Linked DNA regions of Homo sapiens: region 2 is linked to region 1. Evidence: read pairs that join two places in POLR2A ChIA-PET (ENCODE). Cell type or tissue: GM12878. All regions are shown on one strand. Each heading gives the region's core, and the rest is flanking DNA. Links, peaks and the distances in the headings are about the cores only.

The links. Peaks named below come from ENCODE experiments on the same cell type or tissue, not always from the same donor. Only the 100,000 strongest peaks of a DNase experiment are listed, where the experiment ranks them.
Region 2: POLR2A ChIA-PET joins it to region 1 with 7 read pairs; 2 of 35 experiments call an interaction of 5 or more read pairs at or near these places.

The regions. Positions count from the first base shown.
Region 1 is chr5:76,514,719-76,519,118 of GRCh38, forward strand. The region is part of intron 2 of IQGAP2 (IQ motif containing GTPase activating protein 2); the gene reads left to right. Among named protein-coding and RNA genes, the nearest start is that of F2RL2, 110 kb to the right of the region's middle. In GM12878, for the core only: no CTCF peak of the experiment used is centred there; no DNase peak of the experiment used is centred there.
Region 2 is chr5:76,297,850-76,302,249 of GRCh38, forward strand. SV2C (synaptic vesicle glycoprotein 2C) reads left to right here. Exons shown (of 13, transcript NM_014979.4): 10 at 945-1,078; 11 at 2,880-3,083; 12 at 3,537-3,696. It overlaps SV2C-AS2 (SV2C antisense RNA 2), which reads right to left. Exons shown (of 4, transcript XR_001742750.2): 2 at 254-336. Among named protein-coding and RNA genes, the nearest start is that of SV2C-AS2, 12 kb to the right of the region's middle. In GM12878, for the core only: no CTCF peak of the experiment used is centred there; a DNase peak (open chromatin) is centred at 1,932.

The sequences.
Region 1 (4,400 bases), core at 202-4,201:
CACTCTTGCATTAAACATCACGTTGTACTTGCCTCCCCCTCCCCCTCAGTTGGACTGTAGGTTACCTGATGGTTAAGACTAAGACTGTTTTCCCTCCACCTTGGTTTTTGAATCACCTGGAGTGCTTTTAATACAGTGGGTCCTTGAAAAATGCATTCAGCTGAATTCAGTGTGTCTGTGTTCTCAGTCTATCCAGAGCTCTGCTATTAGGTGAAATGGAAGAGAAACTCATTGCCTATATGACTGTTATTGTGACGTACAGTGCAATAGCTGATATGTTTCTGACATTAGAATGCTCTCATTTATTGGTATTTGATCACTGGCATATTATATTTGGGATTTGTAGCCCTACTTTGACTGCTCTACTATGTATTGAATGAAGAGTTTAGATTGGTATTAATATGTTTTAACCAGTACATTTTAAACCAGTCAAACATCTAACCACATGCAAAAGAAGGGCACGTACTTATCATGCTTCTTCACATGCTTACCATGCTTGTTACATGACAAAGGGTTGCCTTTACCTATTTTTCCTTTTAGAAGATTGAAAATATTTAAATGATGCTGTTGTTTTGATCACTGTTTTACATTCTTTGAAGATTGAGGAATCTGGTGACTATTTTATCAAGCGATTTTTCTCCTGGAGTTTTCTTTTTTAACCTTTTGTGGCTTAATTCCAGTAAAAGATTTTCAAGTAAGTGAAAATGAGTTGCATATATCCATTAAGTCTTTTTCTTTATCTTAAGTAAAAGGGGAGATGAAGTAGAAATATTTAGCAACTCAGTTATTGCCTCTAGCATTTAAGAGTTCAGCTTGAAGAAAAGTAGTTGACTTGAAAGAATATGACTTAAGGACAGAGGTGAGAAGGAGATAAAGAAGTGCATCTATAGGAACAAATTTGTTTCTTATTTGCTTTAAAAATTGTTTAAGTAAAGCACATTTCACCAAGTTGAATTTCAGCTTGAGAGATGTCCAGATGTGAAACGGCAAAACTCCAAATACTGCATATACTGTGCTTTTAGAAAAATAAAGTAGTTTTTTTGTTTTGTTTTCTTTTTATTCTTTAAAAATGAAGGTCAAGAAAAATATCAGCAGGAAAGTCAGAAGTGGATTTAGATATATAAATGTCCTCATTGAGGAACAAGGGGGTGATCTTTTTTTTTTTTTTTTTTTTTTTGAGATAGAGTCTTACTCTGTTACCCAGGCTGGAGTGCAATGGCGAGATCATGGCTCACTGCAGCCTTGACCTCCCAGGCTCAAGCAATTGTTCCACTTCAGCCTCTTGAGTAGCTGGGACTATGCGTGTGCCACCATGCCTGGATAATGTTTGTGTTTTTTACAGAGACGGGGTTTTGCCATGTTGTCCAGGCTGTCTAGAACTCCAGGGCTTAAGCAATCCTCCCGCCTCAGCCTCCCAGAGTTCTGAGATTACAGGCATGAGCTACTACACCCAGCCAGGGATGATCTTTTTAAAAGGAAGTATAGTTTAATAATAATATGCAGAAAATAGGCTTAAGATTTTAGTTGACTATAAACTTAATATAAATCTATAATGTAATGTGGTTGCCCGAACCATTCTTAAAATATTAGGTTGTTTCAGTATGTTTTACTGTTTTGAGGAAAGATAAGCATCCTATTAAGATTTCAGGTGGACATACTTTTTAAGCTTTTGTATTTGTTTCACTTATAAAAATCATCAAGCTATAACAAAACTTAAGTCAACTTGTGATGTTTGCCTTCCAACAGTAGCTGATGGCATATTTTTTTCAAGTTCATACTGGATTATAGTTGAATTAAAAGTTATTTCTTAATTCTCCAGGATAATAGAAACATTAATTGTTCAGAGAAACTCCAAATATAAGGAACTTTAGAGAAAAGATGTGTTTGAGTATGTGCGTGTGTTGGGGGAGGGGGTTGCCGGAATACATGATGGAAACTTGTCTAAAGAATTCTAGTGCTTTAACTAGAGCAGAAAATAGAGCAGAAAATAGCCACAGATGTTAACTGACGGTTGAACATGTGTGAATTGGATCTTTGAAAATTTACACATGGATTTTCTTTGCAAGTTATGTGCTTCACAGAGAAGAAAGGTATATGTTCCCTTTTGCATGTCTGCTTGCTTTCCAAAGACTAGCTGCTATCTTAACTTAAAAAATTTTATTTTTCATGCCAGAAAACATTGTATTTTAAAAATTGATAAAGACACTCCATTTGTAAGTACTTGTTTTAAAGTAATATATCTAGAAGGCAAGATAGTGGCCCCCTTTCCTGTCAATGTGGAGTTCCAAAGCAGCTGAAGGTAGAAATTAACAGTCGGTAAGAGAGCTATCAAAAGAAAACCAGGAGCCAGAGACCAACTACTGGTAGTCAGTAGTAATTCTGATTGTCTACTCAATCTGCCAAGGAAAACTAAATACATTTTTTCCCCTGAGTCAGGTTAACACTTAAAGTATAAAAGGAAGTACATTCAGGATCTCATATGCCATAGTTCAAAATATTTTTTTACTTTATATATCATCAGATACATACGTGCACACACATGTAAATATGCATCATCCATGGGATGTGATCTCAGGGAGATAAGTACCAACTCATATATTCCTTTTAAACCCACTCACCATTGCCCCAATTTTTGTTCCTTCTAACTGCATTCAACTCTTCAATTCATAATCATACAGATTCATGCAAATAACAGTAACGTGTTTACCTGGTTTTACATTCTAATGTTCTATTTCTAGAACTGCTTAAAATGTTAAGTAGCACGCATTCCTGTAGTCTTAGTTACTCATGAGTCTGAGTTGGGAGGATCGCTTGAGGTTGAGGCTGCAGTGAGCTGTGAATGTGCCACTGCACACTAGCCTGGGTGACAAAGTGAGACCCTGTTTCAAAAAAAAAAAAAAAAAAAGTAAGTATATAAGAAAGACACTGTAAAGCAGAAGTTTTTCATTTCTTGTAAGTTCACCAGAGGAGTTGGGAATTGGGAAGAGAGTTGGGTAGCAACAACTAGAAGTTAGATCCATCGCATACGAGTATGCGATTGTTGAATTACATCCTTACCTGGAAAATGAGCTGTTGTAAGGGTTAAATGAAAACCTATCTAAAGCACCTATTTTAGAGTAGGAACTCACTAAGATGGTAGGGCTGCTGCTTTTATAAGGGGACTGTATTAGTCCATTTTCACGCTGCCGATAAAGACATACCTGAGACTGGGCAATTTACGAAATAAAGACGTTTATTTTATTTTATTTATTTTTTGAGACAAGAGTCTTGCTCTATCACCCAGGCTGGAGTGCAGTGGCATGATCTCAGCTCACTGCAACCTCCGCCTCCTGGGTTCAAGAGATTCTTCTGTCTCAGCCTCCCAAGTAGTTGGGACCACCAGGCACGCACCACCATGCCCAGGTAATTTTTCTGTATTTTTTTAGTAGAGACGGGGTTTCACCATGTTGGCCGGGCTGGTCTCAAACTCCTGACCTTAGGTGATCTGCTCACCTCGGCCTCCCAAAGTGCTGGAATTACAGGTGTGAGCCACCACACCCGGCCCAAGAAAGATATTTAATTGGACTTACAGTTCCATGTGGCTGGGGAAGCCTCAAGATCATTGCAGACGGCAAGGAGGAGCAAGTCACATTTTACATGGATGGCAGCAGGCAAAAATAGAGAGCTTGTGCAGGAGAACTCCTCTTTTTAAAACCATCAGATCTCGTGAGACTTATTCATTATCATGAGAACAGCACAGGAAAGACTTGCCCCCATGATTCAATTACCTCCAACCAGCCCCTCCCACAACACGTGGGAATTCAAGATAAGATTTGGGTGGGGACACAGCCAAACCATATCAGGGACATAAGTGGAAGAAGGGATATAAATAGAGTTTAGGATTTCAACTTTGATGTATGTAAGTAATGGCGGTTCTTCTGGGTGCTGCTTGGCAGTAATTGAACGGAGGTTATTTGCCCAAAGTTTCTTTGAATTTATCAGCTATTTACCAAACACTATTGATGGAGTTGACAGGACCACAAAAAAGACTCACAGCATTTTCATCTGATTCCTAGTTTTCAGGAGAAAAATTAAAGTTCTTTGGGAGAACTTTAAAATGTTACATTTAAATATAGTTAATAAAAAATGGCTTTTGGGTCCAGTGTTAACGTTAGTAAATTAATGTGATTGAGTTTCAAGTTTTTGGCTTGTGCATGCTTAAAACTTTGTGAGTCAAGAAATTCCTATTATAAATTTATTATCTTAAAAATAAGATCTGCTCCCATACCAGAGAAGATGAGACAATGAGTCTACCATCCTAACAAACCCAACACAGATATGTTTCAAATCTTTTTCCATCTCTTTTTATTATTTTTTTAAGTTTACATACATGAATTCATTTTTTGGTGTAAAATTGCACA
Region 2 (4,400 bases), core at 180-4,179, 220 kb before region 1:
AAGAGTGGTATTGACATAACAACTCCTTCCCGAGGAGAACAAGCATTTTCCTCTCAGTGACTGGCTAAGTGTACATTCATAGTCTCTTAATAAAGTACCAGGACACGTTAATGAATATTTATCTGTGTCTGCTGGGAGTCCTTATCAATGCTGATAAGGCCTGGATCATGGACTCTTCTAAGATGTTATTATCATTATGACTGTTACCATTTTTACCACGTAGAATTCCCCCTTATAATACCCAAAAATATACCTGAACAGGTTTCATCATTCTTCATGTTTCCAAAAATAAGCAGAGTTCTCATAATTCCTTTTGGTTCAAGGACTATCTGTTGGCTGTGAGAAGAAAAATTATCCTGGAAATGAGCGTCACCTATGAGTTTCTTCAACCCCAAGTCAGTTATTCCTCACATAAATGAAACAGAATTCTCATGCTCTCTCTTCAGGATAATTACAGGTCCCTACACTAGAATGAAGAAGACTTGGATTTTCAGCTAGGGAAAAATAAAGTTATTAAAAGATCGGGTAGGAGGACATCCTTAAGTTAGAGCCATTAACCCCAAATAGAGAATATTCAAATAAAGATATACATGAAGAGACGATAGGATTAAAACCTAAAGAATAGCCCCAGGTAATCCCCAAACTATCTTCAGTTGCATACCCCACAAAACTTTTTACCAACATTACAAAAAGCTAAGGGAAGTTAGGAGTGTCATCTCTTTTCCTGGTGAAAAATAATATTGGTAAGCAATAAGATAGCCAAAGGTCAGCCTGGATGAGAAAAAGGGGAAAAAGCAGAGAGCTAAGAAAATCAAGAACTCTGTGTTCTTTATAATTAAGACAGTCCATAGTGGGGCATTCCATCTCTAAAACTATTTGACTTAGCTTTGAACTTTGATGGACACAGTCATTGATTGATATGAATTTTTCTGTGTGTTGGGCAGATTCATAGGGGTCAAGTTCAAATCTGTAACTTTCAAAGACTCTGTTTTTAAGTCCTGCACCTTTGAGGATGTAACTTCAGTGAACACCTACTTCAAGAACTGCACATTTATTGACACTGTTTTTGACAACACAGGTAGGTGTGCTACTTAGTACTGCCTCTACCTGAGGCCTCTCCAAAGGGCCCACTGTGATAACCATGTGATAATGTGGGCAGAGGCTTATGCGGGAAGTGGATATTAAAGAATAAATGGAACAAGTTCTCTAAATCAGGTTGGATCAAAGGTTGGCTTGTATTGTTTGTCTTTGTCAGATTTAGTGCAAATGGAGCTTGCCAAAGTTCAAAAGTTGGCAACAACAACAACAAAAAAATCCTTTGATGAATAAATTTTTAAAGCAAAGACCTAACCTGTAGTTTATTTGTTTTGATAATCCTGGGTTCAAAATCTGGTGTTTGTTTAAATGCCTCAACTCTATAGCCAACAGAGATAGACAACATGTGGCTATGCTCAGATACATATATATTTTGGCCAAATCCATATAATGGGGTATTTTAAACTCCCCAGGGGGAAAAAAAAGGAAGGCAAACAAGCATTGATTGAACACCTATATACTGTTTTCTACTCTAGGTCATTAGACATTCATTATCTCATTTAGTTTTCACAGTAGCTGAGGCTTAGGAAAGTTAAGTAATTTGTCCACAATTATAGAACTAGTAATAACAGATGTTTGAACCCAGATTTATTTGATTTCAAAGCCTGTGCCTTCCACTTTCCCACTCCCAAACATTGGTCTGTGTGTCCTATAAAATGAATCCAGCATAACAGCGTGGCATTGGCAGGAGCATCAGCATTTGCCCTGTTGCCAGACCTGCCTTCTTAGTGCTCAGACAAGGGCTCTGCCTAGCTCCAAAGAAGAATGAGGTCAGGTGTCTTTCTGTTTTTTGTTTTTTGAGCAATGCTATCTACCTGTCTTCTAACCCATTAAACCTCAGAAGACGAACATTTTGTCAGATCTTGATCAGCAAGGAAGATAGTTTCAATTCTCACAGCCTTTTAGCAGAAACCACCACCATCTGCAACTCTTCTTGGATGGTTTCAAATTCAAGAAAAGATTAGCAATGAATGCTGGTGACCTTCAGATGAGGCTGACTCTTGTTCCTCAGTAGATTCATGCACATAGACTTTAAATTATAAATTCAGCCTCAGGAAAGACTTGTTCCTTCTCTGTGCCCTCTAGTCTCATAAAATGGCAATGATAAGGCTGACTCTTGCACTTTTTTTTCCTTAGAGACAGGGTCTTGCTCTGTCATCCAGGCTGGAGTACAGTGGCGCAATCACAGCTCACTGCGGCCTCAAATAAAAAATTATTATTATTATTATTATTATTATTATTATTATTTTTGTAGAGATGGTGTCTCACTATGTTGTCCAAGCTAGTCTTGAACTCCTGGCTCAAGCAATCCTCCTGCCTCATCCTCCCAAAGCACTGGGATTACAGGCATGAGGCACCACACCCAGCCCATGCACATTTTGAAACAAATTGTTTTTATAATTGTAGTATGGACACTATTAGTACTATAATGATAGTCTTTATGTAACATGATAATTAGGACATAGTAATATTGTAAAGGAGTAAGCAAGTAATATAATTAGCAATGGCCGACCATAGGAAATCAGAAGATAACTGGACCCCTTAATTTAATGTATTCCTTTATTCAGCAAAGGTATCTCATCATTCACCTACTTTATGATGTGAAGACCCAGACTAGATCCTATGCTTTGGCCAGAAGACCCAAAAAGTCAAGCTAGCATAGGCCTGAAAGCCCTCAAGGAATTTACAATACTGGTTTCCTCTCCGAATCCTCCATAGGCTTTCTTATACTGGTGCATGCCTGGTAAGAGCTTGATGAATTGTCTTTGTTGTTGTTTCTACAGATTTTGAGCCATATAAATTCATTGACAGTGAATTTAAAAACTGCTCGTTTTTTCACAACAAGACGGGATGTCAGATTACCTTTGATGATGACTATAGTGCCTACTGGATTTATTTTGTCAACTTTCTGGGGACATTGGCAGTATTGCCAGGGAACATTGTGTCTGCTCTGCTGATGGACAGAATTGGGCGCTTAACAATGCTAGGTATGTACTCAGTTTCATGTCAAATAAAAGAGCTGCCCCTGCAATCCAGAGGGACCCTGTTTCCCCCTGTACTCCCATCTATTAGGGATTTGCATCCAATAAGGAGAAATCCTTTAGACCTTACGTTGGGACTAAATTATAGTGAAAATTATGTCTAATTACATTTCATTTGAGTGGTTTCCATGAGTTAACAGACTGAAAAACTATGTGTAAAATGTATATTTTCCCACTCAAGTAGCTGAGTAAAAGATGATATGCATTTCATACTTTCTGTGTTCAGAGGCAGTTAGAGCCTTTCATTCAGGTGAATGCACCAGTTCTTGAGCTTTATGGAGCCCATCCTGCAGCTTCCACTTAGAATTCAGTTTTCTTGAGCAATCCCAAGGACCCAAGGGTTCTTGCTTTACTAAGATGACAGGAAACATTCCAGCCTTTTGTCTGCATTGTTGGCAGGTGGCTCTATGGTGCTTTCGGGGATCAGCTGTTTCTTCCTTTGGTTCGGCACCAGTGAATCCATGATGATAGGCATGCTGTGTCTGTACAATGGATTGACCATCTCAGCCTGGAACTCTCTTGACGTGGTCACTGTGGAACTGTACCCCACAGACCGGAGGTATGTTGAAATGGGCCTCTAGTAAGAGGCACTCTAAGCCCTGTGAGACCACTGAAAAATTATTTTAAAACAACCCAAACTGGCTGGGCACGGTAGCTTATGCCTGTAATCCCAGTACTTTGGAAGGCCAAGGTGGGTGGATCACCTGTGGTCAGGAGTTCGAGACCAGCCTGGCCAATATGGTGAAACCTCGTCTCTACTTAAAATACAAAAATTAGCCGGGTGTGGTGCCAGGTGCCTGTAATCCCAGTTACTCAGGAGGCTGAGGCAGGAGAATCACTTGAACCCAGGAGGCAGAGGTTGTGGTGAGCCAAGATCACACCACTGCACTCCAGCCTGGGCAACAGAGTGAGACACCATCTCAAAAAAAAAAAAAAAAAAAAAAGCCAAACTGTCACTTCCCCAGGAAAGTAAAAATCCAAAAATATCTGGCTTCACAAAGTTGTAGGTTCCACTCATATCTTTTAAAAAGAAAATATAGGGGAACATATGTGCTAGAAGGAATTAATAGGGCAATGAAGCCAGTGAAGGAATTTAAGTGTGTCCTTAACTTAGTTTGTAGGCTAACAATATGAGGAAGCTGTAATGAAGCAGTGAGGATTAGAGTTTAATAGCCTATCTTAGCCCACATTTTAAGTGGCTAACCAGTCCTTAGAGGGTCGTTTCCTTAGGTTTGCAGATGTGTCTGCATGAGCTCTGCATTA